2 separate regions of the Homo sapiens genome follow, and region 1 is linked to region 2. The links are chromatin loops, found by intact Hi-C in ENCODE. Cell type or tissue: heart left ventricle. All regions are shown on one strand. Each heading gives the region's core, and the rest is flanking DNA. Links, peaks and the distances in the headings are about the cores only. Region 1 overlaps CASZ1 (castor zinc finger 1). Region 2 overlaps PEX14 (peroxisomal biogenesis factor 14).

Region 1 (15,076 bases), core at 3,912-11,911, 140 kb after region 2:
ATGGAAAGGGGTTGGTCTGGAGTCAGGTGGTGTCAGAGCCTCACTGGGGAAGTGCATTGGGCTGTGTCAGAGAGGACGACAGCCCACACCTTCTCTCTCGCTTTCTCTCTCTCTTTTTTTTTTTTTTTTTAAAGAGATAGGGTCTCACTCTGTTGCCCAGGATGATCTCAAACTCCTGGCCTCAAGTGATCCTCCCATCTTGGCCTCCCACAGTGCTGGGATTACAGGCATGAGCCACTGCACCTGGCCTGCCTCTACCTTCCCAGCCCTGACAGTTTCACGGTGGCCTGCACCCTACTCAAGGCTCTGTGTGACAGCAGGACCCAGGCAAGCTGGGGGAGCTGCACTCACCTGTGGCCAGGCCCTGCGTCGGGACCCCGGCCCTAACTGGGGGCACAGGCTGCTGAGGGAATGTGTGGCCTGGACTACACAGAGCGGAGGGAGGCTCCCAAACGGGCGTGCAGGGCAGCCCTCGGTGCGGTGGAGGGACCGAAGTGGATGGGGATGGGAGGAGGCAGCTACCTTGGCCCTAGAGGTCAGATATCAAACGAATGGCCTCAGAGTGCCCGGTCAGTCCTGGCCCCCCACCTTCTCTCCACGGCAGGCTCCTCCCCAGGGGCCTACCTGGCAATATATTTCTGGTAAATGTTTACATCTTCAGTGACGGCTGGTTTATCTGTGGGCAGTCCGTTCCTGGCAAGAGACACACAGGGCACAGCCGGTGAGCAGATGGGGCAGCCTCGTGTTACAGGGGCATCTGGTGGGCAGCCCCTGCCCTGAGGCCCCAGCCCCTCTGCTCTGCTCTGCAGTGTCCGAGGCACCCACGGTGGGACTGAGGACATCCCTGGCAGAAGCTGGCCAGAGGTTCAACGAGCCCAACTCTGGGAGGGCAGTGCCATCTCGTGCAGGTGGGGCTGCAGCCCCCTTGGGCACGGGCTGGCAAGCCACAGAAGCCCGGGCTCGGCACCCAGCATTCAGGGAGCATCAGGAGGCCGCTGGCTGAGGGGCACCAGGCCTCCCAACAGGGAGGGATTCGAGGTGGGGGCAGGCAGCTGGGCAGGGGAAGTGTATCCTTCCCCAGGCAGCAGGGGCCGCCCTGATCTGCTCCAAGGCATGCAGCCCCCTGGGGTCCGGGAGCCCCCCCAGGGTTCAGGAGGAGCTCTGGGGAAGGGTCTCGCTCAGCCCCACACCATCCACTACTTGACTACCCAGGCCGTTCCCCTGCCCATGGGTTCAGGCTGTAAGGGTGTATGCACCTAACCCCGGTCACTACCTTTGCTTCCTGCCTCCCCCAGGGCCCAGGCTCTGAGCCCAGGAGCCAGGGCCACCAGCATGGACCCAGCATCCCCAGCCAGGGTGGCGCCTTCTCAGCCAACCACAGGCCTGCATTCAGCACCCATGGCAGCAGGTAGAGAAAGCCTGTCATGGGCAGATGGGGTGTGCTGTCATGGGCAGTCCCGGTGTGCATGCTAGCAAAAGGCAGAGCACACTTGTGCCTGGGAGTGTGGGCGTGTGTGGGTGGCGTGTGTGGGGGGCGTGTGCGAGGTGCACGCGCAGGTCCAGGAGCGGGGGGGCGCTGCAGGAGGGCTCACGCATGGTTCTGTAGGTGCAAGAGTGAATGTGAGTGCGGCGCGCACCTGTGTGTGTGGAAGCGCATGGATGGGAGCCTGAGTGTGCACGCGCCTGGATGCACAGTGGATGTGTATAAGGTGTGAGCGGCAGGTGTGTCCTCAAGCACGGGCAACCCTGGTGAGGAAGGAGGCCTCCTGTCTAGTCTGGCTCCTGGCTCTGGGCATTGTGGGGTGGGGAGCGCCTTACTTGACAGTGGAGACGGTCCCCGTGGTGATGGAGTCTGTTTTGGAGAAGGTTGACTTCAGGTACTCGGGAGTGTTGAAGGACAGGGAGGCAGGAGGCTCTGGCCCTGGCCCGGGGGCGCTGGGGGCACTGGGCACGCTGGCGAGGGGTGCGGGAGCCAGGCTGGGGGTGGGCGGAACCTTGGCGGGGCCTGGCTTCTGGATGCCCCGGACGTCGTACTTGGAAGGGCGCCCCACCTTGCCTGTCTTGAAGGCGATGGCCCCGCCCATGTCGGGGCTGCCCTCCCCGGGTTTGAAGAGGTGCAGGTACTTGACATTCTCCAGGTCGTACTTGGATGGCTTCTTGTAGGTGCTCCCGTTCTGGGGCCGCAGATTCTCGCCGGTCTTCAGTTTTTGGATGAAGAAGTCGTACTTGGAGGCCCGGGCTACCAGGTTCTGCATCTGGACACTGCTGTGCGACGGCAGGGGCAGGATGGTGGCCTTGGTCTCCAGGTGGGCCGTGCTGCTGGGCAGCCGCAGGCCGGGCAGGGTGCCCACCACCTCCTTGCCCACCCGCTCCTCGGTCTTGGTGCTGGGGGCCGGCCAGGAGAGCTGCTCGCCAGCCTTGAGCTTGCGGATGTACTCCTCATACTTAGAGAACCGCGCCCGCTTGCTGAGGGTATCCTCGGAGGTGGGCAGCATGGAGGAGGTGGCTGCCTCCGGGGTGGAGCCCGCGTGCAGCTTCTCAAAGCTGATCTTCCTGGCCAGCTCGTCCCGCGTGTTCTGGTCATCATAGCCAAACATGCCGAGGAACTCGGTCATGGTGGAGGCCGCGTAGTCCCGCAGCGAGGAGGCCTCTCCTGCAGAGGAGGATGGGGGCGCATCACCTCTGGGAGGGAGTGGGAGGGACAGGAGGTCCCCCCACTGGGGGCCCCCACCCATAGAGGGAGGGGGTCAGTGTGGGGAGGGGCGGAGCAGGACACGATCTATGGACGTTTGGCTCACTTGTTAGGTTTTACGACTCTTAAATTAATTTGTTTTAAAAAAAAGTAATTAATACTGGGGTAAAATAAAACGAGTTCATCAATGCCAGGAAAATCAATTTCCTAAATGTTCTGGCCGATGGCTTTTCAGTACATTAAACAAAGTTTCATAAATGTCTCCGCTCTCTCGCCTTGGCCTAATATGAAAGAGAAGTCATTTTACTGGAAGTAAGGCCAGATCCCAACCTGCCTCCCAGGACAGGGAGCGGCAAGAACCGGGGACAGGTAGGGACGTGGGCCAGTGGGCAGCTGGGTGGGAGCCCAGGGGTGGGGAAGATGCTCTGGCCGGGGTCGGGGTGGGCCTGGCTGGAGGACCTCCCTTGACCCCACAAATGGATCCCCTGGGCAGATGAAGGGTCCACTACAAGCCTTCCTAGGACCTGGCCTCTTGGCCTCCCCACACCTTCCCAGGTGCTGAGGGTCCCTGACAACACAGCTCAGCCAGGGGCGCAGGTGTGTGGATGTGCCCCTGGCCTGTGACATAGGACCTGGACACGTCCTCCAACCCCCTGGCCTCCTCCAGTCACTTGCAGTCACACAAGGTTGGGCCACCCGGGGAGGGCAGGAGTCCGGGCAGGGCCTGAGTGCAGCCTCCTTACTGTGGCCACCCCGGGCACACCAGGAAGCCTGGAGCCACCTCCCCACAGTGACATACACACACATTCTCACATATCAACACACACTCACACACACAAACCCACACACAGTCACATGCACATGATCCCATACAACACACACATGCATTCTCACACACACACACACGGTCACATGCACACAATCACATACAACACACACATGCATTCTCAAACACACACACAGTGACATTCACACGATCACATACAACACACACATGCATTCTCAAACACACACACCCAACACGGTCACATTCACACAATCACATACAACACACACATGCATTCTCAAACACACACACGGTCACATTCACACGATCACATACAACACACACATGCATTCTCAAACACACCTACACAGTCACATGCACACACACACAAAACATACACATGCATTCTCATACTCTCACCCACAGTCACATGCATTCACAACACACACATCCATTCTCACACACACACCCACAGTCACATGTACACAATCACATACAACACACACATGCATTCTCATACACTCTTACACAGTCACATGCAATCACATACAACACACATATGCATTCTCATACACTCTCACACACCCACAGTCGCATGCACTCATACGCCATCACATACACACTCACATAAACCCAGTTAATTACATGCACACAATCACATACAACACACACATGCATTCTCATACACTCTCACACACCCACATTCTCACAATCACCTATAACACACACGCATTCTCACACACACCCTACACAGTTACATGCACACAATGACATACAACGCACACATGCATTCGCATACACTCACACACCTACACACAGTCACAACACACACATGCATTCTCATACACTCTCATATCCCCACGCACAGTCACATGCAATCACATAAAACACACACATACATTGACACCCACCCACCCCCACACACAGTCACATGCTCACAATCACATACAACACACACATACATTGACACCCACCCACCCCCACACACAGTCACATGCTCACAATCACATACAACACACATGTGCATTCTCATACTTTCACACCCACACACCCAATCACGTGCATACAATCACATACAATACACACATGCCTTATTACACACTCTCACCCGCACATACGCACAGTCATATGCACACACATGCCATCACATACATAAACCCACACACGGTCACATGCACACAGTCACACACAACACACATGCAATCACACACACTCTACACACCCAGTCATGTGCTCACAATCACACACACAATCACACACACTCTCACATACATCCAGACACGCAGTCACATAAAACTCATATACTTGCTCACCCCCACACAGTCACATGCAGACTCTCACATAAAACACACATACCCAGACACAACACACACACTCATACAGACTCACAGACACCACACACTCACACACCTCACAGACTCTTGCGCTCACACTCGGGCTCACCAGCTCCCATCCCTAGCCGCCTTCCTGCCTCTGCAGACATACAGGTACACAACCCCCTGAACCCCTGCCCTGGGTCTCTCGGAATGAGGGAGAAGGCGGTCAGTCCCAGGCTAATTCTGAGCTGTTCTTGCGGACCCACCTCTTCCGCACATGCCCCACCCCATGGCCGAGCCGTGACCCCAGTGCACACGCACACCTGCCCCTTCACTGCCCGTGTGCTACATGCCTCCCGTGTGCCATGCCCTGCATCAGGGTTAGGTGCACCCGCGAGACTGAGACCTGCACGGCCCCCGGGGACACCATGTTCTCTCTGCTCATGTGCAAGCCAGCCACGTGGGCACACTTGGGGCGGCAGGACCCCAGGCTGACTACACAGCCAAGGGAAGGCGTGGCTGGGGGGTCTCCTCCCAGGCGAACCTGCCAGGTCTGGGATCCTCAGAGACACCTGGGATGGGGGTCTAGAGGGGCAGGACTGGGCCTGGGGAGGGGAGGACACCTGGCGGGATGTGGAAGGAGAGGCTGTGGGCTCCGGGGAGGGCCTGGGACCCGGCTAGGGGAGGAGAGGACAGTCACAGGCAGCCACCTGGCACCCAGGGTGCACAGAGGGACTCAAGAAACCAAAAGACAGCTGTTCCCCTGGGGCGGGGCTGGCGGGTCAGCCGCTGTCCTGACCTCAAGCTACACAGGGTTGGGGGGCCCAGCTAGGGAGGAGTGGGCTCTGGCTGCTGGATTCAGTGGCTCAGGGACCAGGGAAAGGGGCTAAAAATAGCTGGAGGCAGCTGAGCCCTCGCTATATATGGCAGAGAAACAGGCTTCGAAGGGCAGGCAGCTTGCACAGGGAGGGGACCAGGCAGGGGTCCCTGAGGGGGCCCACAGGCCTGCATGGCCGAGCCCAGGGCCCAGAGAAGGTGGCTTGGGGGCCGAGCCCACAGAGGCAGCCAAGGCTCCGCTGTCTGTGTCCTCCAGCGCTCAGCGCTGAGTAGGCAGTCCCAGTGTCGGGCTGAGGGGGCGAGGCCTGGATCCCTGAGGCCATTGGCAGTTCCAGGCCCGCCTCTGCCAGCCCCGCTCTCCACTCCTCTGGGGGAAGGAGGCAGGGGCTGAGGCCCACTCCGCTCCCCGTCAGCTGCGGGCAGAGCTGGCCTGGGTGGGGGTGTGGAGGGGACGGTGGCCCTTGTCGCGTTCCTCTCCTCTCCTCTCCTCAGGCCCAGCACAATCACCTTGTGTCTGGCAACGGCAAGGGCTTTTCCTATCAGAGGAAACTGAAGGTCACACTTTTCCTCATTGATCTCGCAATGTTTGTTAATTACTCTGTCACTGATGTGGCGAAGGATAATTAAACAGCTCTGTTTATATCTTACATGCATAATTATGTGGCTGCGCAGGGCTCCCCGCACGGGGAGGAGATGCACCCCTTGCTGCAGGGGAAGGGCTAGGGGAGCGGGCAGGGGAGGCGCAGGGCACCGGGCACAAGGCTGGGAAGGAGGCCGGGGGCAGAGAGAAGGCCCAGACCTGGGGGCTGTGGTCCTGGCGACCCCCTTGCCTGCTGGAACCCCCGGCCCACCCTCCCCTGAGCAGAAGGCGCGCAGGGCTGCTCTCGATCCCCAGGACATGGACATGGAGACACCAGCAGAGCAGGGCCTCAGTGCCTCGTGGGAGAGAGGTCAGCCAGGGGACCGTGGCCGGGGCAGCTGGCTGTAAGAGGATACGCTGGCCGGGCTGGCAATCCATGTGGCCCTGAGACGTCCTGCTGGGAGGGCCAGGGACAGCGGTGTAGGGAAGGAAGAGGAGGCCAAGGGGAGTGGCAGGAGAACAAAGCTTGTCCTGGGCTCCTCCGAGAAAGCTCCGTAAGTAGCAGAATGTGCAGACAGCAGGCTCACAGGCTCATGCCGTTGACCGCTGCGCCCCTCTTGTGCCAGGTACTGTGCCCGGTAAGCTCAGGCCTCACAGGTGTGTGTAAAGAGTCACCTGCCCACCATCTGTCCAGCCATCTATCCCATCCGTCTGTCTATCCACCCACCCGTCTATCCCTCCCTCCCTCCCTCCCCACCTGTCCACCCCTCTGCCTGTGGTTTCTTGAAGACCCACTGTGTGTGGGGCAGCTGCAGCCCTTCCCTTCTCACCTGGGGTGCCCCTCCCCGTCCTAGTCTCTCCCACTCCAGGAGCCCTCCCTGGGTGGGATGAGGGGCCGGTATTTAGAGCAGGAGTGAGGAGTCGGGTGTGCTTACCAGACACACTGCCCCTTCCCCACTGGCCTCCCTGTCCTGGCCTTCAGCCTCCCTTCGAAGGCCAGGCACCCACCTGAAGCCTGCCTGGTGCTGGGGCCGCTGTCCTCCTTGGAGGCTGCCCCGTCCGAATCCTTCTCCTCCAGGGCACCGCCGTCCTTGGAGGGCTCCTCCGCGTGGTCTTCCTCATCGCTGCACCCCTGGGGCTGCACCATGTAGACACCCTCGGGAGGCAGCTCCAGGCCCTCGCGGGCAATCCGCCCCAACACGGGTGTGGGTGCCGGCTCCTCGCTGTACTCCCCGTTCACCCACTTCTCGATCACTGCCCGTCTCTTGTCTTCCTCGCTGCGGGGGGCCCGGGCTGCCCCAGACTCAGGGCCACTGCGCTCTTGGTCCCGGGGCTGCGATGGGCTGCCCTCCGTGTGGGAGCCGGCGTCAGCTCGCTTCTCCACCACCACCTGGCGGCTCAGCTTGGCGCAGATGGCGTTCAGCTTCAGGCCACCCTTGCGTTTGGGCGCCATGGCGGGCTTGCCTGCAGGCGGGTCCGTGCACCGGGTGCCCTCAGCTGCAGGGATGGAGGAGAGCACGGAGGTCAGAGGCGTGCAAGGCCAAGAACAACCCACCCTCCCGAACAGCCCTGCATCCCCCAAGCTGCAGGCCTCCCCCATTGACCACAGTGCCATCAAACTGCCCTGAGACTGCCTGGCATGTGTCTATCTCCCCCACTAGTCTATGAGCTCCGTGGCCATGCTTGAGAATCACTCTACTTTCTGAGCCTGGCAGGGTGCCTGGCACAGAGTAGGTAGTTCAAGAACTAGTCTGTAAATGAACAAATGAATGAATGAATGCCTCTTCAACTACAAGGGGCGCCCAGGTCCTGGAGGCATTTCCTAGGCTTGCTGGGCCCTGGGAGGGGGTGTGCCCTTTGACACACAAGGAAACTGAGGCCCAGGGAGGTTAAGGAGCCGGCTATGCGGTCAGGCTGTCAAGGGACAGCGTGGCATTCCTGGCAGCTTGTTCCGCTTGGGAGCGTCCTGCCTTACCACACGTTCCTGGGGAGGAGTCACAGAGAGCCAGGGACCAGCTTGTGCCAGCCTCTTGCCTCACTGTCCCGGCAGCACTTGGCTGGCACCCTCCCACCCGAGCACGTCAGCCCCTGGCGGCTCCTCTGCCAGGCCAGGTCCCTGGGCCCTACCTGACTCCAACCCTGCTCAGCAGAGAGCAGAGATCTCCTTTTCTCCCAGCCACTCAGGACCCTCCCGAAGGCCTCCGTGTTCCTCAGTCTCCTCCCTGCCTCAGGGTCTTCTCCAGCCCTTGCCAGCCCCCTCTTGGCCTCTCTGTCCATTTCCTGTTGCCACTCCCTTCCCCAAGCCTCAGTCAGAGCCATCCAAGTGGAGTTCCTCATGGCACTTCCTAGGGCCACTTGTCCCTATCCTAGGACCTTGCTCCCCAGCCTCGGCCAGCCTCTGCAGCCCCGGAAGGCCTGGCCAGCCCACTTCCCAGCCCCCAGGAGCTCCAGCAGGTGCAGGGTGGGATCGCTTAGGTCCCTCACGGAACGCCCCGAAGCGCCGGTCACAGCACCTAATCCCCGAATGTGACAGCCCGACACACACAGCCGGAAGGAAGCCCTCATGAGGCGACTTGAGAGCCAGCGACCTCCCTCGCGGCCGCATAGCCCAAACTCTGTCCCTGATAGGGCACCGAGGGTCCTGGGGGGGCATACGGCAAGCCCACCCACCACACAGCCTGGGACCTGCCACAAAGGCTGGCGAGGGTGGACACACACACACGCACACACACGCGTGCACACACAGCGCAGCCACATGGAACTGTCTGTCTGTCCGTCCATTTAGTGAGCTCCTTCTGTGGGCCAGACCCTGTGGTGGGGCTTGGGGACAGCGCAGTGGCCACAGCAGCAGGGGCTCGGCTCACACTCACTGTGTACAAAACAAAATGTGCCTCTCCATGGCCCTCACGGGAGGAATGGGCGTGTCAGAGTCTCCACATAGGCGGGAAGGCTGAGGGCAGGGCCCCCCGGCTCCATGGTCAGAAGGGGCTTCACTCTAATGATCACCCCCTGCCAACTTTCCACATGCCAGGAAACCCGATGAGAGGCCTACCCAGGCGGGAATGGCAATACCTGGGTCCACCCAGGGGCCGCATCCCTGAGGTGGACTTGACTCATACGCACAGATAACCGTCCCCTGATAGACACAGTGCCTGGCCGTCCCAGCCAGATCCTTCCCTTGTAGCCAGTGGCCAGTACGGATGGCTCACTTGGCCCAGACGAGACAGGGTGACTCTAGCCCAGCCAGGCCCACTGCCAGAGAAGGGTCTTCTCAGCCCACTCCCAGGCCTTCCAGTCCTGTGACCCTGGCTTCAGGGCCTTAGACACTTGCCCAAGCCGATGCCCACTCTACCCAGGTTCGTCCACATCTCCAAGTCTGTGCCACCCACACCCAAGACCCCAAGCACGATGCGGGGCCCCTCTCGAAGTTCTGAGACGGGGCCTCCTCTTCACAGCATCCCACTCGACCTCGGAGCTGCCCAGCAGGTTCTGTGACGCCGGGTGTCCTCCAACAGGCCTCCGGGGAAGCGGGCCTCACCTGGTCCCCTCATCCCTTGCCCTGGATGGGGAAGGGAAGGGGGGAGTGGGGGAGCCTGCACTATTTTTACCAGGAGGTAAGCAGCCAAGTGTGGATGGCAGACAGCAAATGAATCTGTAAATATTTATCCTAAGGAAGAGGGAAGCAGAAGCTCCCAGGGCCGCACTTGCTGCTGGTGACGCCCCCTCCCCGGGCCCCCACCCATCCTGGAGCCTCCCCGCACTTTGGCCCACCCAGCCCAGCCCACCTTCTCCCCATCTCGGCTGTGTGCCTGGCTCAGTCCCTGCCCGGGCCCCCACCAGCTGCGGTGCAGCTGTGTACCCAGGACCCGCCCCCAGCCCCAGGCCCCTTTGCTCCTGCCGACTCCCCCGGCACCTGCCCTCCAGCTGCCGCGCTGCCCCAGCCCACCTGCCTTCCAGATGCTGCCCTCCCTCTCCCTCTCTTGCTGGTCCCAGGGGTGGAGGTGGGAGGCGTGTGGGCCGGGGACACAGGGGCAGGAGGCAGAGGTAGGGCTTAGGTTTGTAAGTGCGAGCGCGTGTGAGGCTGGGCGGCGGGAACAGGGGTGCGTTGGAGCTGAGGTCTAAGCTTTCCGCCGCCTTCCGGCCCAGGGCCCTGGGATCCATAGACGATCCGCCCCCCACCCCGCTGTGGTCTGACCCCAGACTCCTGTCCATGTAAACATTCCTCTGACTTTCTTCCCTAAAATATAAACGCCGTGGCCAGGCCTCAATGGAAGGAAGCCATCCGTCCCCGGCCCTGTCACTGCCCCTTTCATCTCCTTCCCGCCACCAGCCTGCCCGCTGCTCTATTTACACTGGACACTTCCTCTGGGAACAATACTGCCCAGGAGGCAGGCTTGGGCCAGAGGGTGGGAAGGCGAGGGGACTCCTGCTCTGCTTCCCCAGAGACGGGAGAGGCGAGGGGAGGGGCTGCCGAGGTGGGCTGGGCCGGGGCCTGGGACCCACACACAGTCAGAGCCCACTCTCTGCTGGTGGCGGTGCTCTTGGCCTCCAGCCTCTGGCCCCACGGGCTCTGGCGCAGCACCAGGGTATGGCCTAGCCTCTGGGGTCAGGGAGTTGGGAGCTCACGGCGGAGCTCTGCCCTGCGCTAGCTCTGGCCCTGGGCAAGATTTTTCCCTGTAGAAAGGCGGCCAGGCTGTTAGGTGAGAGAGGGCACCTGTCTGTGCCAAGCACAGGGCCTAGCAGGGATGAACCTGGGAAAAAGCAGCTGAGCCCTGGGAGGGCCACCAGGCAGATGTGGTGCCACACGTGAGCTTGAGATTCCAAGGCTGAGAAACCTTACCTGGCCTGGAAGAGGCAGGGGACAGAGAAGAGGCCAGAGGTCTGGGGCAGGGGCGGGCTGGCCTCTCAGCCCCTCCTCGGATTCCTAGGTTCGGGACCTTCCCTCTCAGGGCGCCACGAGCAGCAGGTCTCCCCGCAGGTCTCTGAGCTGAGGAGACCCTGCACAGGGTTGGGGAAAACGGGCATGGACTGGACCGTCCACCTTTCCGGGCACTAAGGCATGACTTGTAACGGCCCAGCGGAGCCGGCACTGTCATTGTCCCATTTCATAGAGGAGGAGGCTGTAGACACTCCAGAGCCCAAGCTCACCCTGGCCAGGAGCTCCCGAAGGCTGGGACTTGGCCCCATCCCCATTAGGGCCCCTAAGCCGGCCCTAGGAAATCCCAGGCCTCTCTGCGGGGACTCCTTCCCCTGCCCCGTCCCCTCCTCACCCTCGCTTCCTGTTCCCATAACACGGAGCCCCTTAAAGTGTTAACTGCGATGGGTAAAATGGTGCAGCAGATTGCTACAATAAATAATTTACTGATATTTATAAATATTCAAATCAGCCGGCTTCAGAAATCAAATGAAGGGAGGGCCTCGGGAGAAGGCCCCGTTATGGCATGAATCTCATCACCCCCTCCGTAGGCGGGGGCAGGCCAGGGCTCCTGCCAGCTCTGGGTGAGAGGGGCGTTCCTGTAGCTGCACCGCATCCCCAGTCCCCTGATCTCACTGCTCTCTGGAGGTAGCCTGCTCACCTGGTCAGGGCCAGGCCCCCTCCCGCAGGCATCCTGGGTTCAAGGGGAGGAGAGGCTGCAGTGCCCACCGCCCATGGCCCTGGGTCTCAGAGTTGCTTGTCCTGCCTCAACGGTGGGTGGGTGGGGGTCTGTCCCAGGGGGCCGGGCAGGCCTGGCAGCCCCTCCCCAGCCGTGAGTAATGTGTTCTGGGGCCGGGCTGCCTGTCAGCTCCCAGGCTCCGGGTGCTTTATGGGCTCTGCTTGGTGGCTCTGAACTCCCTGGTAGGAAATAAAGTTCTCCCTGCGCGTCCCTTCTAAACATTTCACTCAGTGGAAACGGTGTTCAAGAAAAATGAGGACATATTTCTTCCTAAGGATGCAGTATCCCCTTTGGGCGGCCTAATGCCCGCTGTATATCAGGAGGTGGGGAGGCAGGGGCCAGGAACCAGACCCCTGGGTTGGGGGTGGGCTGGGGCCCTGCCTTCCCACTGCCAGGCAGCTCGGGGGCCACTCTGGTAGCTGCCCTGGGCCATGGTGTCTGGGGCCATAGAGCAGCTGGCATCCTCTGAGCACCTCGTCTGTGCTGGGTGCCTTACAGTGCCACCTTGGTGATGCCCCCAGGATCTCCACATGGTCGGCTGTCCTGTCCATTCCCACATAAGGAAGCAAAGGCCGCGAGGCTGGTAGCTGCCCACAGTCAGTGCTGGAGCCCAACTGCCACCAGGCTCAGATGCCCAAGGTCATAATCTTCAACCCCACCTGTGTCCCCCACAGCCTCCCGCCTAGGCATCCTGGAGTCAGGGGCGGGCGGCTGCCGGGGCTTCCACCCTGCCATTTACTTCCGAACTTGCAGCTCACAGGCCACAAGCCCCAGTTTTGGGGTGCTGTGCTGGTGTCCTTTCAACAACCTCTCTCTTGAGTACCGTGTACAGACCAGACCCTGGGCTGACTCCTCAGGCTATGATGTGGGCACACAGGCAGCCCTGGCTCCTGTGCCGCGGATCCTCAGTTCAGACTTGGGAATGAACACTTCAAAGCCAGTACAAGAGCCATCTCTGTAGTGGGCATCAGAGGTGCCACAGGAGTGGCAGGTCTGGAGGCCAGCAAGGGCCAGGAAGGGCCCAGGCATCTACCCCTCCTCCCTCCTCTACCTCACAGCCCATTTCCGCCTGAACGGTTCCTTCCCCATCCTTCAGCTGTGACCCCTCCCCCACCAGCCAGGACCCGTCCCCTCCATCCCCTCCGAGAAGGGAGTCCTTCCCTCTTGGACCCAATTCTATCCCCAGCTCCAAACAGAAGGGCCTCTAAGTTCTGTGGGAGGAATGGTTGCTGCTCCCTAGGGGTTCAGCCAGGGCCCGAGGGGTTCAGCCGGGTCCCCTGGCCCTCAACAGCTCCAACTTGGGTGGGGGGCATGCTTGGCCACTGGGCCCTAGCTTGCCCCACTTTGTTTATTTATTTATTATGATTTTTTTAGTCCAGTTAAAAGGTTCGCTATCCAGACGCGTCTAAGTGGCCTCACTTAGCGTAAGTAACTCTATAAATCAGGGGAACTGTTAGCATCCACCGCACAGGCTGGCTATCAATCTCCCCCAGGTCACAGCCAAACAGGAAGGGGAGAAAAAAGAGAGTTACCACCCAGGGGAGATTTAAAACACACACACTGAGCAAACGCGCACAGACCGCGTGCATGCCTGTGCGCGCGCACACACGCTCGGATGCCTGTGTTTGTACAATCCCGTTATATTCACATGTGCACATGTGGAATCTCAGAGTGCTGCGTGTGGTCGTGGTAACAGAACACAAACATGGCTCCTGCAGCCATGAGGGGAGACAGATGTGAGGGAAGGGGCTTCGGGTGAGCCTAGGACCCCCAGGGCTGGGCTGACTCTCAGTGCCTGAGCTGCCCTGCTCCGGGCAAGTGTCTCTGGAGGGCAGTGGAAGGGGTCTGATTGGTCCCCTCCCCTCTCTGTGGCCCCCACCTCTGCCAAACCCAAAGGGCCCAAGCTTTTCCCTTTCCCAGCCCCAGGTGGGCACTTGGCAGGGGGGTGGAGCCTGGAAAAGGAGGCAGGAGGCTGTAAGCTGTGGGCCACCGCAGCGGAGCATGATGTCACCTCGGGTCCTTACTCGCTATGCCCGAGGCTGGCACACCCCAGATGCGGCACTGGGCTCAGGAAAGGCAGCATCATCTAAATGGGTGGCCAAATGCCATGCAGTGCACTGGAGGGTGCGAGGCTAGGATGATGGCAGAAACACCCTGCCTTTTCACGGGAGCAGGTGTGGCTGGCTGGGTGTCCACACAGCCTGGACTGCCCTGGAGAGGCCCCAGACCTAGACAGCCCCACAAGCTGTGCCATGCCAGAGACCGGAGTGGGAGAGGCGGCTCCTGGCATCTGCTCTAGGTCCCAGAGACGGACATGGGCAAGGCAGCCCGAGGTGGGGGACCTGCCCAGGCCACCTCCTTTCCCTGCTTGCCCGAGAGGCCTCCCCGGCTCACCCGCCCGCCGCATCTCCCCATGAACTCTATTTCTCTTTCCTCTCTGAAAACAACTGAGCTGTAAATACTGTTTAACCTTCTCCCCCCTCCCCCCGCCACCCCCTCCCCTCCGCACTATAAAAACACAAATATGCCATAACTCAGCCGCCCGGCCGCCCAGCCTCCAACATGCCCCGCGCCCGGGCCTCTCAGGAAGGTCATTACAAACGACTTTCCGATTCACTGCTCCTGAAATAATTTTGTGTATTAAAACCTGAATCTGCACTTTCTGGGGCCGAAAGCCTCGCTTAATTATGGCGGGTGTCCTTGGGACGGACAGTGATCCTTCACTCGCCAGCCCGCGCTCCAGCCCTCCGCCCGCCGGCCCGCCCCCCTCCCCGGGCCCAATCTGTTTTCAAAGTGTGTCTGTCCTTTATTAAATTGTTTTCTTTTCCACATTATCAGTTGCCATGGAGACCTCATCTCTCGGATTATTTGAATTTCATTATATCTATTGATTTGGGAGCATTTCATCTTTTTTATTGTTTTTCTGTCAATTTTCAAAACGAATAACCATCTAATTTGCGTCAGTGCTGATTATGTTTGTCCCTCAATAGAGGTCGGCAGCTGCGCTGGGGAAACAAATCAATGAAAAACCATCATAAAACTCCCCACTCCAGTCTCCAGGATGTGTGGGTGACATTCCACGCCTGCGAGAGACACACTCATCAGCTCCAACTTCGGCGACGGTGGCGGCGGCTCCGTTCCACGTCCGCCTCCTTTGGCCTTAATATTTAATTTTGCGATTTGGGGCATTATTAGTGGTGTTTTTATTAGCGCGTGTGCCTGTGAGTGTTT
Region 2 (15,076 bases), core at 2,368-10,367:
AATGCTGTTTCCTTTTAGTTAAAAAAAAAAAAAAAAAAAAAATCCAAGAGAGCATTTGATTTGAGGAACCAAAAGTCTAGAAAATGTATCCGGGAGTCCTCGTCAATTTGGGGCATAATGAAATATAAAAAATACTCAATAAAAGCTCCTTTATTACTTTAACTGTTTAAATGTGGAGTTTTTAGCCATCAGGTTAATGTTTTGGTATCATTTTTTTATTTGATTGTGAGCACTTTTCCAGGTAGCTCTGCCACTCGAGCGCTAATCAGATTCCCACAGATAAATGGTGCTAGCTGCAGCCTGACATCACTGCGTTTTTGCTTCAACATTATTTTATTTTATTTGGTTTTCCTGTAAAAGTTAATAACTCCATGTCCATGTGTTTAAACAGGCAAGAAGAGAGAGAGAGAAAGGACAGTGAGCAGAAAAGGATGAGGGATGTTTCAGGAAGCTTGTGCAAAATTGAGGAAATTTAGGGATTTTTGTAATTTCCAGGTATCTTACCTTATGAACAGTATGTGAAGAACCAAGAAGGTTACAAAGCAAGATGGTAATTCATAATCCTTCAGATAACAAAAAGTGAACTTCTCTGTTTCTCAGACAGAGCTGGGAAGAATTTGAAAGGAGTTACCATTGATTTAAAGGAGGAAGATGCTCAATAAACTGATTTGCTTAATGGTGAGAATTGTGTAAATTTTGTGTTATTCATAAGTAAATTACATGCTCATCTGGCTTCTCCTAGATGACCAAGATGGGGAAGGGCATCAGATATAGGGCATAAAGACCCTCCTTTTCATCTTCCCATTATTGGTAGGACACAGTGACTCTTGGCCAAGATGGCTCTGGTGCTCAGTAGGCCTTTGTGGAATCATTTGATTGATTGATTGATTGATTGATTGATTTTTAGAGACGGGGTCTCACTCTGTCACCCAGGCTAGAGTGAAGCAGTACAATCATAGCTCAGTGTAACCTCAAACTCCTGAGCTCAAGCCATCCTCCCACCTAGCTCCCCAAGTAGCTGGAGCGCCACTACGCCAAGCTATTTAAAAAAAACAAATTTTTTTTTGAAACAATGGAGTCTCGTTATGTTGCCCAGGCTGGTCCCGAACTCTTGGCCTCCAGCCATCCTCCTGCCTCAGCCTCCCAAAGTGCTGAATTATAGGCGTGGGCCACCATGCCCGGCCGGATCATTTATTTTTTAAAGTGTGTGTTTGTTTATTGGTAGCTGTGCTGGCTAATAATAGGGATGTTTATGGTATTTAGTGAAAGGTTGCTGAATGGTTCAAAGCCATGAGGACTACCTTTGGGTTCTTCTTGTGTGTGATGGATTTCCTCACTGAGCTGAAAATTTCTTAATTGGGGTTTATCAGAGAAGGCAACTGGACTGATGTCTCTTGATTCAGTTTCTCTTCCAAACTTGTACCTTGATACTAAAGACAGTCCGTGGGTACAATCTGATGATGGCTGTGATAATCAGTTTCACAGCCCTTATGTCATTACTTCTGAAAGATGTGTAAAAAAAAAAAAAGACATTTTCCTCATCTGCGTCAGCGGTATAGCTTGTATTGCTTTCCTGTGTTTCACACTTTGTGTTGATATGTTACTTGTGAAGTCGTCTACAAGGGTGTGACCTGTATTAGATACCGCTTTTTTAGAAAATGGAACCTGACCACCAACTTGTCCCTGTGGAGAGCCCATTTCTGGCCACTCTCTGGGGCTGGTGTGCTTGGTGAGGAAGTTGACTTTCCTCTGACAGTAGCTGATTGTATATGACTGTTTGAATAGTAAGTTTCCAATCCTTGTCATTCTACTGTCAATTTGAAGATTTTTTTTTCTTCAAAATGGAGTGTCACTCTGTCACCCAGGCTGGAGTGCAATGGCGTGGTCTCAGCTCACTGCAACCTCCGCCTCCTGGGTTCAAGCGATTCTCTCATTTCAGCTTCCCGAGTAGCTGGGACTGCAGGCACATGCCACCACACCCGGCTAATTTTTGTATTTTTAGTATAGATGGGGTTTCACTAAATTGGCCAGGCTGATCTCGAACTCTTGACCTTGTGATCCGCCCGCCTTGGCCCCCTAAAGTGTTGAGGTTGCAGGCGTGAGCCACTGCGCCTGGCTGATTTTTTTTTTTTTTGAGACAGAGTCTCATTGTGTCTTCCAGGCTGGAGTGCAGTGGTGTGATCTTGGCTCACTGCAACCTCTGTCTCCCAGGTTCAAGCGATTCTCCTACCTCGACCTCCCTAGTAGCTGGGACTATAGGTGCGTGCTGCCACACCCGGCTAATTTTTTGTATTTTTAGTAGAGACGGGTTTCACCGTGTTAGCCAGGATGGTCTCGATCTCCTGACCTCGTGATCCGCCCGCCTCAGCCTCCCAAAGTGCTGGGATTACAGGCGTGAGCCACTGCGCCCGGCTGATTTTTTTTTTTTTTTTTTGAGACAGAGTCGTGCTCTGTTGCTCAGGCTGGAGTGCAGTGGCGTGATAGCTCGCTGCAGCCTCCACCTCCTGGGTTCAAGTGATTCTCCTGCCTTAGCTTCCCAAGTAACTGGGATTACAAGTGTGAACCACCACACCCAGCTAAGTTTTGTATTTTTATTACAGACGGTGTTTCACCATGTTGGTCAGGCTGGTCTCAAACTCCTGATCTCAGGTCATCTGCCCACCTTGGCCTCCCAAAGTGCAATTTGAAGATTTTTAAGTCTGCCAGTTGACTGCATTATGAATTACACTTTTGGAACCCATACTTTAGTTTTTTTGTTTAGGCCATAAAAGAATCAAAGGTAATACAGGTTGAGTATTCTTGATCCCAAATGCTTGGGACCAAAAGTGTTGGATTTTGGATTTTTTCAGATTTTGGAATATGTACATAATACTTACTGGTTGAGCATCTCAAATCTGAAAATCCCAAATCCGAAATGCTCCAGTGAGCATTTCCTTTGTGCATGACCTTTGACTGTCATGTTGGCACTCAAAAAGTTCTGGATTTTGGAGCATTTTGGATTTTGGATTTTCAGATTAGGGATGCTCATCCTGTAGCAGGATCTAGGACTTGGTGGCATCCCGTTAGTAGCAGATCTTGATTGTTGACTTTCTTCTGTTTTCTGGTGGGTCTAAAGAAAATTCTTAGGCTGGACACGGTGGCCCACACCTGTAAATCCCAGCACTTTCGGAGGCTGAGGTGGGCAGATCACTTGAGGTTAGGAGTTCGAGACCCGCCTGGCCAACATGGTGAAACCTTGTCTCTACTAAAAATAGAAAAATTAGCCAAGCGTGGTGGCATGTGCCTGTAGTCCCAGCTACTCAGGAGGCTGAGACAGGAGAATCGCTTGAACCCAGGAGGCAGAGGTTGCAGTGCCAAGATTGTACCACTTTACTCCAGCCTGGGTGATAGAGTGAGACTCTGTCTCAAAAAAAAAAAAAAAGAAAATTTGTGGGCCAGGCATGGTGGCTCACGCCTGTAATCCCACACTTTGGGAGGCCGAAACTGGCAGATCACGAGATCAGGAGATTGAGACCATCCTTGCCAACATGGTGAAACCCTGTCTCTACTAAAAATACAAAAATTAGCTGGGTGTGGTGGCATGTGCCTATAGTCCCAGCTACTCGGGAGGCTGAGGCACAAGAATTGCTTGAACCCGGGAGGTGGAGTTTGCAGTGAGCCGAGATCACGCCACTGCACTCCAGCCTGGTGACAGAGCGAGACTCTGTCTCAAAAAAAAAAAAAAAGAAAAAATTTGTTTCTAAATTTGAACTCATTCTAGGCTATGAGTAGTTCTTTTTTTTTGTATTCAAATTTATTTTTTAGCATTAGGTCATTCTCTAATTTTCTTATGGGGTGTTTGGTAGAATTGCCTTTTATTTATTTATTTTTTTGTTTGTTTGTTTCCAAGACAGAGTCTCACTCTGTCACCCAGGCTGGAGTGCAGTGGTGCGATCTTGGTTCATTGCAACCTCTGCCTCCCAGGTTCAAGTAATTCTCATGCCTCAGCCACCCTAGTAGCTAAGACTATGCACCACCACACCTGGCTAATTTTTGTATTTTTTTTAGTGGAGATGGGGTTTCGCCATGTTGGCCAGGCTCTTCTCAAACTCCTGGCCTCAACTGGTCCACTCGCCTCGGCCTCCCAAAGTGTTGGGATTACAAGCGTGAGCCACTGTGCTTGGCCTAGAAGTGCCTTTTAAAGACTCCTTGAAGGTTTTAGTTTTGTGCAGAGTGTGGGTTGATGGTACACATAATTTTTTGGTCCAGAGCTTATCTTCCTTGGAATTCAGGAGCCCATCTTCTTGCCCTTAGGGCAGGTGGCCCTAAGCCCTTGAGGGGGATCCTGCCTTGCACCAGCTGGTGGTCACCTATTCAGTAGCTGACCCCCAGTGATGCCTTAATGTTTGAGGTTGCCATTATCCATGACACAACCTTTCTTCGTCTCCTTCCTAATCATCCCGCAGTTCAATAGTGCATGACTAGAGAGCTTCACCAATCTCCATCTGGCCGAACTTCAAAAGAAGTGGAAGCTGAAGCAGGGTTTCATCTGCTGAGCATCTGAAGCTGCTGGAGGTTAGGAGAAATACCTTTCAGAAAGCATGAAATTCAACCAGTGGTGGAGAGAAAGAGACTAGGAAATAGAGGCAGTGTTATCATTAGGGAGGTGCTGGGGACTGTGTGCCACATATTTTTAGTGTTGGAGTCACCCGCCACCGTCACTGTGTGAGCTCACAGTTCTCTCAGGGAGCATCTTGGACACTGAGTCATTACATTCCTTTAGAGTGATTTAACTCAACAGCTTGACACCTTCATTAATTTTACAACACGAAGCCTGGGTGCTCTCTGCTTCCTCTTTAACAGTGCAGGGAAATTAGAGGAATATTGAAAATATAAAACCAGGGGATACTGGAAGAAGGAGCAGTCAAGGAGCTGTTGAAAAACATCATGTTAAGGAATTGAACTACTTGTCTTTCCTTGGTATCTCTTGGGATCGAGCACCCAGCTCTTGCCACTCGTCTCTGGCACATAAACCTTTTATTTCCGTTCCTGGCACGCTGGCCAAACCTCCAACTTGCAGCCAGCTCGTTTGCCTTCTCTGCTGAGGTCACTGCTACCGTGATCCGTGTATAATGGCATTTTCCTCCTCTTTTCAGTATGAAGGCTATTACAGTTTCTTCTCTAAACAGGACTTCAAACAATTTGCTGCCAGTTGCATTTCAAAGGCAGGGAAAAGGCAAATGTCATCCTTTTTTCCTCCCCTCTTTGGGTAACTGCTTTGTTGGTTGCATCAAAAATTAGAGGGGCTGCTATCTAAATTCAGGTGGGGATGCGTGGGGACAAGGCATTTAAATGTGCTTTTCTTTCTCCCTGAAGGAGAAAAACGCTTTTCCTTCTCAACCTTTCCTAAAAAGGAACTTTGATCTTCCCAACCCACAAGCAAGGGTTTCATTTCTTCCAGGCCGGCGTGTACTCCACAGCTCCTTCTGTGGCGTGGTGACCGTCACCCGCTGCATCAGCAGCTCTGCTTTTCAAGCTGTGCTCCTCCACTGCACCAGCGCCCTTTGGGCTGGAAGTTGGCACCCAGAGTCCTCGGCTGGACACGGACACCTCTCCAAAGTCACCCTTACGTCCCTAAGATCACTGTCCCTTGACATTAAATAGTGCGTGGTGGTTTAAGATGCTTTTTATTTCAATATACATTTCTGGAAGAACTACTTTAATCAAATAACAAAACAATGACATTCTGGCAAGCAGTTCATGCAATATTTTTAACTAAGGCCAAGGGAAAAAAAATAAATGGCAGAGATATTTCACTTTGAAAGGTAGTTTTTGTGCATGTGAAGTTGCCACTTTTCATAAAGGCTTTTACTACATATATCAATGAGTTTTAAGAGAGACTAGGGTCAATAATGCATGCTTTAGAATTCCCTAAATACAGATTTACACAATAGCCTTAAAATATATTCTGTTCTATCATGTCAACTCCTGTGCACTTCTACCAGCGGAATTTTATTTCTTTAATGTGAAAAACAAAAGGACAGAGGAAAGTAAAGTAAAACAAAGGAAATTAGGGCCCACAAGCTTAATTAGTATAGTGTTGTAACCCAAATCAACAATGGGAAGGACACAGTGACAAAACCCAGGAAATTCCAAGTCGAAAGAGAGGCTCTTTCCTTTAACTCCTTGAGTGCCAGGGCACTTGCTAGCCAGCTCCTTACCCAGGTGCAGGAGGCTACCTGAGTACAACTCACTGTCTTTATTGTTGAACTTCCTGGCTTTTGTTGACTTTCCCTTCTCCTTTCCTCCCTTAATGTACATGAAACATACCTTTGTGTGTGCGTTAATTATAGATAAATGGGCTAAAATTGCCTCTTGGTTTTGTAACCCTCAGAGAAGGGGAAAGAGTACAAAAAAAATTCCTGTCACTGTCATCTGTTCATTTTTAATGAGCAATTTTTAAAAATTGAAAATAAAAGAGGAAAATGAATAGGTGTTGAACCAGCCCGTGATATGTAAATGCCAACTAGTAATTACCTAAAACCTCAATTTTCATTCTGTTTCATCTTGCAAAACATTTCATTTTCCCTGAGTGAAAACACTTAATTTGGGCTGTGCGAGTTAGCGGAGCGGCCGCCCCGGCCTGCGCCTCCGCCGGCTCCGGCTAGGGGGCACTTTGGCTCTGCGCTTCTGCCGCCTGCGGGCTCGTCCACCTCAAGGTTATTCCCCTCTTGCCATTCCAGTGGTTTTACTCCGAGTGTGCAGGCCCCTCCCCCCTACTCCCACTAGTCTGGTTTCGGGGAGCCTGTTCCTCCTTGTCCTTGCAGAGGCGCGTATTGAATTTTGGCTGACCGAGCCTTCCTCTGCATATTAACTTTCCCCTCTTACCTGGCTATTGGGCCCTTGGCGTCCCTGAGTTGCAGTCACACTCTGAGAGCAGCTTTCTGGAAGCTTTCTTTCTCCCTTTGAGGTTGCACACAGAACTGCCTCTAGTTTTTGTTTATTCCTGCTGCTTTTTTAGTCTTTCTTTTCATTTTGGCAGCTGGGGAAATCCTGGATTGAGGCTCACACACATTTGCCCTCCTGCCACACTGAGAATGACAATTCCGACGCTTGCTTTCTTTTGCATACTTGTAGATTTTTCTTCTACTCTGGTTTAGGATATGTCACCTTTTGGATATGTTCGTGGAATGTGGCTTGTGGTTGCCGCTGCTTCCTTCCCTCCCCAGCCTGTTCCCTAGCTAGAAAGAGAGCGTGTAGACTTGAGAAAGAACAGGGAGCCCGGCATTGTGAATGGTAGATCAGAGAGGAGCCTGCATGTAGAAAACCAGAATTATGTTGTCCTAGGACCCTGGATCCGAGAGTGCTCTGCCTGGAATCTCAAGGAACACGGCCTCTTTAGTGAGATATATAGCTTCATAATTAGCCCGTTGCATTTTTTCACGAGTGCTAGCATCAGCGTTCTACGATGTGTTTCTCTGATTAACAGCTGCTTTGCAACTATTTCCCTGTGCCGCCGATGACCATATTTGTCAAGGAACTCCTGACAGAGTACTGATTTCTTACTAAAATGCAGCATTTCTGTTTGAAGAGGGTTCTCTCATTCTTGGCAGTGCCTGGCTTTTTAAGTCAGTCCTTGTTAAAACTCGAGTTGGCTTTGGTCTAACGCTTGTTAACAGGATTCTGGGTATCTACTTTAGTGTATGAACGTAGGAACCTTTCACAGGCAATTTAATCTTCTGAGCAGCGCACGTGGAGCAGTGCGGCGCTGGAATGGGGTTTCGGGCCCGTAGATTATATTGGTCATTTTCTTTTGCCCTCTAGTTGTGATCTCTGTGGGTTAAAAGGACTTGGCTTTGGTTGTTAGTGTCATTAATTTTTGAATATTTTTAATATTTTAAGATGGCTAATGAATGCTCACATCTTAGGAGATAGATGTGTATGTAGTACACAGGAGTGCTGGAATTGGTGGCATTCCAAATAAGTGTCACTGGAGACAATGCATCAGGTTTACATGTCAGGTGCAAAGTGCTAAGGCTCCCTCAAACCCCAGGTTCATTATTAGGCAGGCTCTGTCCTCCTGTCCCCCTCGTGCAGAAAATAAAGTGTGTATTCTGAAGATTACAATGTGCAGGTCTTTTGTAGGAGAGTGGAAAACACATAGGAAGCATCTCTTTGGTGAGGACTGTCAGGAACCTCAGTTCTTCTCACTGGGGATTACTTACCCTACACAATGCATTTAACAGCACATAGTTCATAGTAGATAACCCCTGAGTATACTGTATTCCATTGATTTATACAGTTACAAATCCTGCTCTCTCAAATACAAATCTCTCTCAATTGGCCAGTCATCTTAGATCTAAAGGTGTTTTTCAACCTGAAGTCCCCCCCGCTTTTTTCCAAGTTGCTGACAGTGACTCCAGTGACTCCGGTGTAACCATTGTTATGAGACTGCAAAGACAAGAATTTACTCCTCTTCCTTGCACCTCAGTTTTATCTCTAAGTGACACATAGTGAAAATTATGAAATTTCCCCAAAATTGTGGAATTGGTGGTGGCAGGGTTGTTTTATTTTGCTTTGGGTGGAGAAGGGGACAGAAGGTAGGGTCAGAGGGATGGGGGGCGGGGAGAAACTGGTCTGTTTTCTTTGGAGTTTGTTGTCTTTATTTTGATTAAACTAGCTATTGGTAATTCGAGGTGCACTCATTAAGAACTCAGTGCAAGAGGAAGGGAAAGGAACGCTGATTCCATATTTATCACAGGCTCACCAGCAAGCAGCTTCGACGGCGGCATCAGCAGCTTAGTGCCAGAATTCTCCCTGGCTTGCTGCACTCCCACAACATGTGCAATAAAGTTCCTGTCTCCGTTTTACATCTTTGACATTGAGGCGGAAGATTTGGCCTGAATTTATGTAATTTAGTTGGGCACAAATATAACCCATGAATAGTCACATTCATCTTCTAATTAGAAAATCAAATGATAATACAGGACAGGCTGCAGGCACCCCATCATCGAATCCAACAAAAGCGTGTTGTGTGTGTTGGGCCTCTGCAGAGGAAAGTCAGTTGAATTGCTTCATGAAATTAATGAAAAGTGCCCAACAATAGGTGGGTGAAAGGCACAAACCGAGTGCCCTGTCAGTTATTTAGTGTGTGAAGATGTTAGCATTATGGGTAAAGAGTTTTGCAAAATCTTCTCCCATCGATGTATGAATCATGGGGCTATAAAATTCTAGATTGGACAGGTCCTTCCCCCCATTTTGTAGTGCCAGTTCCTTGCGGGGAGGGAGGGAGAAGAGTCAAGAGTAACTGAAGAAATAATTAGTGAAAAGAGGAGAGAGGTTTTCATATGTTCACACTTACATGTAGCCACTTCTCAGGGTGTCTTTCTTATTCAGCACATTAGGTTGGGGCTATTTGAGTGCTTTATATTTTTGCATCTAGTGTAGTGATGTCGATGCTGTTAAATATGTGATTTGCCTGTCGCCTGCATTTTCAGACAAAGATCAAGAGGAACATAAACAAGCCCCAAATATACTTTATGTAGGTGTTTGGCAGTATTATTTTATATGACTTGAAATTAGTGAATGGAAACTTTAAAAGAAATTGTTCATATTTTTGCAAGTTTGAAGTGTGCCGGGACTTTGTCAAATTCCCGTTAAAATAAATACGTCAATTTCATCTCCCTTCCAAATTCATTTTTCTTGCTTTTTTAAAAGGTGTTTTCTACTTTACCTGATGTTTAAATTGGATTCGCTCGTTTATGCTGTTCTTTGCTATATCCCCCACGTTCTTCTTAAATGAATTACTAATGACAGAGCACTCCATCATTCCCTCTCTGCAGCCACTTTAAGGAAAGCATGGTGATCTAAACCTTTTAACCTATTAAAGATGATTTTTCCCAATTGAATCAGACCCACCACAGGTGTAATAACTAATCATTTAAACTACACCTGCTATTATGTATTTTTAAGCCATTATGCATGTTGGATAGATGATAATTCATGTTTATTGCATTGTCCGATGGATCCGTTTTGCCTACACTAGGCTGATTAATGTATTTAAAGAAATAAGAGATGCATTTTTTTAAAAAAAATTGATGGAATGCGCCAAGCACTGCATTGAGTGCACCATTAAACCCATCAGAACTTTGCTCTCTGACCAGAAATGCATATACCAAGGACTATATTAAAAAAGCAAGGTGAAACCTGTGTGTTCCAGTGGTGGGATTCTGTTTTCTTTCTCTGTCATGGAAAATTTTGGAAGGATGAAGGAAAGCTTTCTGTTTCTATGGGTAAATGATAGGAGCTGTACTACTAGCATCTTCTGCTTAAGACCTGTTCATCCACATTTCCGCTGACACCTGGTACACGTGTCACACACAGCATGCAGACTACCGCATGATACGAGTAGTGTAATTTTCTTGTGTGTTGAAGGTGTATTTTTTTCTCCAGGTGAAGAACAACTATCCCCACGCCATCTGAGCTGTGCAGACTGGCGCTGACCCTGGGGGCCAGTGACTGGGTACCTGTTCATTCTCTTTCCAGAGCAGGGGCCTCGCTTCCGTTGGTTTTTCTGCTTGTCTCTCATTTCTCCTCTCTCCTTTTCCCCCTCTCTCCTGTTATAGCTCCTTGTGTACTGTTGCCTTCTTCTCCCCACCTTTCCTACCTCTACCCATCCCCTTTTCTTTTTTCTCTTTTTTCCTTCTTCCCTTCTCCTATCTCTTCATTAAAATGCATCAGTGTTGTAGATGTTTGTTAGATTTCTCTTGATTTTGGTGTGACCTGAGGCGATCTGGTTGAGTATGCCGTTTGGGGTCTCTAGAATCTCGAGCATTCATTTTTCTTTAGTCCAGAACTGGTCTATTACTGTGGTTCATGACGGTGGTTAGTACTGTCGGCAGCATTGGAGGACAGATGATAATCTGTGCGGAGCTGGGCTTGGCTGTCAAGGGACACTAGTATGTCCTGTTGGTGACAGGCCCAGACCTGAAAAGTCAAGATACTGAGTTCATCCTTTAGGGGAATGTCTAGGTAAGCCTCCCACGGAGGGGTTGCAGGGAAAATGAATACAGGCTTTTCCCTGGCTTTTTTTCTTTGGTTTATCCTCATATCTTTTGTTCCCCAAAAGTCTGTCTGGTCTCAGGATTACATTCATATAAAATATGGGGAAGGAGATGATTTGTAACTTGTATTTCACTTACAGTCACAGTACTTTCTGTTTGACTGCTTCCCTTAGTTTGAAGGATCTTAGAAAACTTCCTTACATCTAGCCTTAGAAATTTTTTCTTTCAACAACTTATGAGTGAACTCAGGGCCTGTTGACTTTATCTGTAACATGAGACCATATTATTCCTTTGATTTTGATGAGGTGAATAATAGCAGTCATTTAAAACAGCCCCTTTCCTACCTGGGGCAGGTGGGCGTTTCCCATCCATAGGGCTGGTGTCTGGGGTGGAAAGTAGACAAGCCAGGCGTAAACACACACTTCGCGTGTGCTGAGTGATGTGAAGGTTAATACCTGCAGCGGTGCCCCTTCCATCCCCTGCCCGGCTTATGTGGAGATAGGAAGATTTCATTAAATAATATTCATTACCAGAGGCAGGTAGACAATCTGTCAATCTGTCAGCTTTTAGCCATGAAACTCCAAACTTTGCCCTTTGAAGGGTCTTCAGAACTCAGCTCCATTGCAGAAGGGGGGCCAGAGTGAATGGCAGTGGGTGTTGTCTCCGACATAATCCCTTCCAGCCGGGACGCCCTCAACACTTTGCCAGGCTCTGGAGAGAGTGTGGTCTCTGCCCTTCACTTGCTTGCAGCGTAGTTGGGGAGGCAGGCTGAACATTAGAAGATGGTGTAATTATGTCTTCAATTATATGGTACACAGTACAGGCACTGAAGAATTGAAGAGAATAGGGAGATCAGAGATGGCTTGCTTATTTAGGCAAGGCTTCGAGGAATCAGAACAGACTATAAAAGGGCTGTGCTGATAGAGAACGTGTGTGTGTGTGTGTGCGTGTGTACGTGCGCGTGGGGTAACGTTTAGACAGGTGGAGGCAGGAAAGGGAGGCCTTCCAGAAAGACAGCATACAGGGCACAAGGGCGGCGACATGGGTGCGCATGGCCACACCTGCCGGGGAGTATGAAGAATCAGCTCGAATGGAGATCAGGAGGAACAGGAAGGATCGTCGCAGGCCTGAAGCTCGGCAGAGGGATTAGATTTGACAGACTCAGATACAGGAAGCCAGTGAAGACAGGGAAACAACATCGCCTTTCATTTAGGTAGATTTTAAGTTTAAGAAATAACTGGTTATAAATTTGACCACAATAGTATGCTTGTCTCTGTGGAGCTGGGAAAAACTCCTAGGATTTTTAATCTTGAAATTCAGACTATTGAAGTGAAGTTTACTCCTCTATTTTCTCTCTCTCACCAGATTGCCACGGCAGTGAAGTTTCTACAGAATTCCCGGGTCCGCCAGAGCCCACTTGCAACCAGGAGAGCATTCCTAAAGAAGAAAGGTACAGGTTCCACAGGGCTGTGCAGCACGGCCTACAGGGGGACTGGGGCTGGGGCAGATGGAAGCCACGGTGCAAGGCAGGTGCTGAGCTGCCAGGACTTCCTAGAGCTGCCCACTCATGGGGCAGTGGGGCTGAGGCGAACCCCCCAGTGGGGCATGCAGGTTTCTTTCCTGACAATGGAGCGGCAAGATGACACGATTCGGGTAATTAAGCACGGATGACTTAGTCCAGTCCATCATGGCAAAGGCAGCATTCAGTAGCAGAGTCGGCCCATTGGATGAGACTGTGGAGGACTTCTGGTTTTTGGTCTGCTCTGTGTCAGTGACCCTGGCTGCAGGATGACTAGCTTAGGTTAGGAGTTCAGCTGCTTCAATAGAGAATGAGGGAGAAAGAAATGAAGGGCGAGGGAAACGAGATGACTAACAAGGTCAGGTTAAACTCAAGCTTGGGGTCAGTCCGATTTACAGATTGAAGCGGTAAATTAGTGGTTTTATGGTATTTCTGTAAACAGGGATAAAGTGGACCCTGACAAATTCAATATTGTCTGAAGAGACAATCTATTCTGGTTCTGTTGGACTTCAGGGTATTTTTCTTTTTTTGTAAAATGAAAACTACAAAGAAACCTGACTTTTCAATTTTTTATACATGTAATTTTCTAGAAATCTAGGAAGTCATTTACACATCCTTATATACCATGATGGGCAAAAGTAAGCTTTCTTCCTCCCAAAGCAAAACTCTTTTTCCTTAAGGAGCTGGAATGCCAGCCTTGAAATTCTGAGTTTTGAGCTTTCAGTCATTTTTGGCTGGAATAGGTGGGTGATATTTCCTAGGTCTGCTCTGTGATGTCCCGCTGAAGGGATGCAGCATGAACCATTGGTCCCTTCATGCGATCATGTCCCGGGGCTGCACTAACAGGGTTTGGGCAGAAGAAGCCCAAACATTTCACCACAGGCAGCTGCTTCGCGGCAGCCCCAAGGCTGGGTCCCTGCGACAGAGTTGGTAAGGAGCACTGCACGGCTGCTCACTGGCTGCATTGTGCCAGCACCCCCCCCCCCCGCCATCATTAGGAGATTATTAAAATTTGGAGTGTGTTGGCTGGCCTCGCCACTCCGCAAGCATCATGCCATAAAAGAGTTTTTCCTTGAAATATGTGTACCTATGGGGAGTAATTAATCATAAAAGCTTAGGGATTTCAGCTCTCTCATCAAAGCATTGAAGCTGGGGAAAGCTGAGCCTAAAAGCTGAGCTGATTACCCGGGGTAACCTGAGACAAAATCTATGGTTGCCGAGAGATCCTTAGCTCCAGTATATTGTGCAATATTATAACTGCCTGATCTTCTCTTCCACCGACAATGACCAGTTAGTCCTCATTTTCTCTCAAACGCAGCTGGGTTAGAATTTCATTTGCAGAAGGTATTTAGAGCAATTTAGAGACAAATGTCTCTGGTGTTTGCTCGGCACTTCCCCACCGCAGGCTTTGCTGAGCAGTTTTAGTATCAGGAGCTCCATCTAATCTGTTTAATTTTAATAAATCCCTGACTGGGAGAGGGAGTGAAAAAAAAAAGAGAGAGAGAAACTCTGGACCAAATAATACTTCTTTTGAGTTACTTGGCTAATAATTACTGTAGAGAGAAAACTTTTTGTGCAATTATGATTCGTTGCTCCTTTAGCAAAAAAAATCCAACTGATCAATTCATCCAAGAGTCATTGTGCACCCTATGCCCTGTCCCTGGACTCCCATCAGGAATTTAGCAGAGAACCGAACAGACAAAATCCCTGCCCTCGCAGAGCTTAAATTCTAGTGGAGGGAAGGCAGACGATTAACAAATGGGAAAATGAAATAGGTCGGATGTCAGATGCCGAGCGCCATGGATACTGATGAATGAAGCAGGGAGCCGGGGTGAGGAATGCCAGAGTTGGTGTGGGCTGGACTGTGATCTTAAACAACATGAATGTCAGAGTGTCTCTAAGAGGGTGGCACATGAGCAAAGACTGGAAGGTGACTGTTTATTGGTACAGTGGACATAATTCCTTCTTGACCCCTAATTTGGGTTAGAGTTTTTAGAATTTTAGGCATCTGGCACCTTGAGATGCTATCCTGCCCTTCGTCCTCTAAAGAGAACCATGTGAGTTTATCCCGTACTTAAACCTGGAATCTCTGAGGTTAATCACCCATCTCCATTATCCTCTAAAATGCTGCTTCAGTCAGTAATTATCCATTTCCGAGTTGAATCCCAATGGAGTAGGTTCTGGCAGGACCTTTTCTGGGCAGAGAATTCCAAGGTTTGATCGGTGTCTGGGGAAGAAAAGCCCCTTCGCAGATTTAAGCTTCACTTTTCAAATTTCGGGCTGTTCCAGGGTCAGGTTTCCGTGCTCAGCACGGCCTGGCACCGTCTCCGATGGGGATGAGGGTGAACATCTACTGGGTCCCTAACAGTAGTTGTGGCAGGAAAGCAAATTGGCTCGCTGGCCGTCTGGACCAGGAGGGGCCTGGGTTCTGGCACCCGTGCTCTTGGACTCCCTGCAGAAGCCTTGCAGTGCTGGGCTTGGAGCATGGGCTCTGGGAGGGCTCTCAGCTCCTGGA

What was found. Peaks named below come from ENCODE experiments on the same cell type or tissue, not always from the same donor. Only the 100,000 strongest peaks of a DNase experiment are listed, where the experiment ranks them.
Region 1: a loop joins it to region 2, with 2.5 times the contacts of the local background. A loop is called at or near these places in 6 of 110 quality-filtered maps.

Annotation. Positions count from the first base shown.
Region 1 is chr1:10,657,884-10,672,959 of GRCh38, forward strand. CASZ1 (castor zinc finger 1) reads right to left here. Exons shown (of 21, transcript NM_001079843.3): 5 at 7,200-7,688; 6 at 1,819-2,653; 7 at 625-693. Among named protein-coding and RNA genes, the nearest start is that of CASZ1, 130 kb to the right of the region's middle. RefSeq lists enhancers at 1,884-2,394, 2,395-2,905, 6,529-7,277, 7,278-8,025, 14,130-15,076. In heart left ventricle, for the core only: no CTCF peak of the experiment used is centred there; DNase peaks (open chromatin) are centred at 5,928, 6,586 and 8,248; H3K27ac peaks cover 4,985 bases.
Region 2 is chr1:10,523,806-10,538,881 of GRCh38, forward strand. PEX14 (peroxisomal biogenesis factor 14) reads left to right here. Exons shown (of 9, transcript NM_004565.3): 3 at 12,408-12,492. Among named protein-coding and RNA genes, the nearest start is that of PEX14, 56 kb to the left of the region's middle. RefSeq lists an enhancer at 4,240-5,439. In heart left ventricle, for the core only: a CTCF peak has its summit at 6,642; DNase peaks (open chromatin) are centred at 5,523 and 6,666; H3K27ac peaks cover 1,577 bases.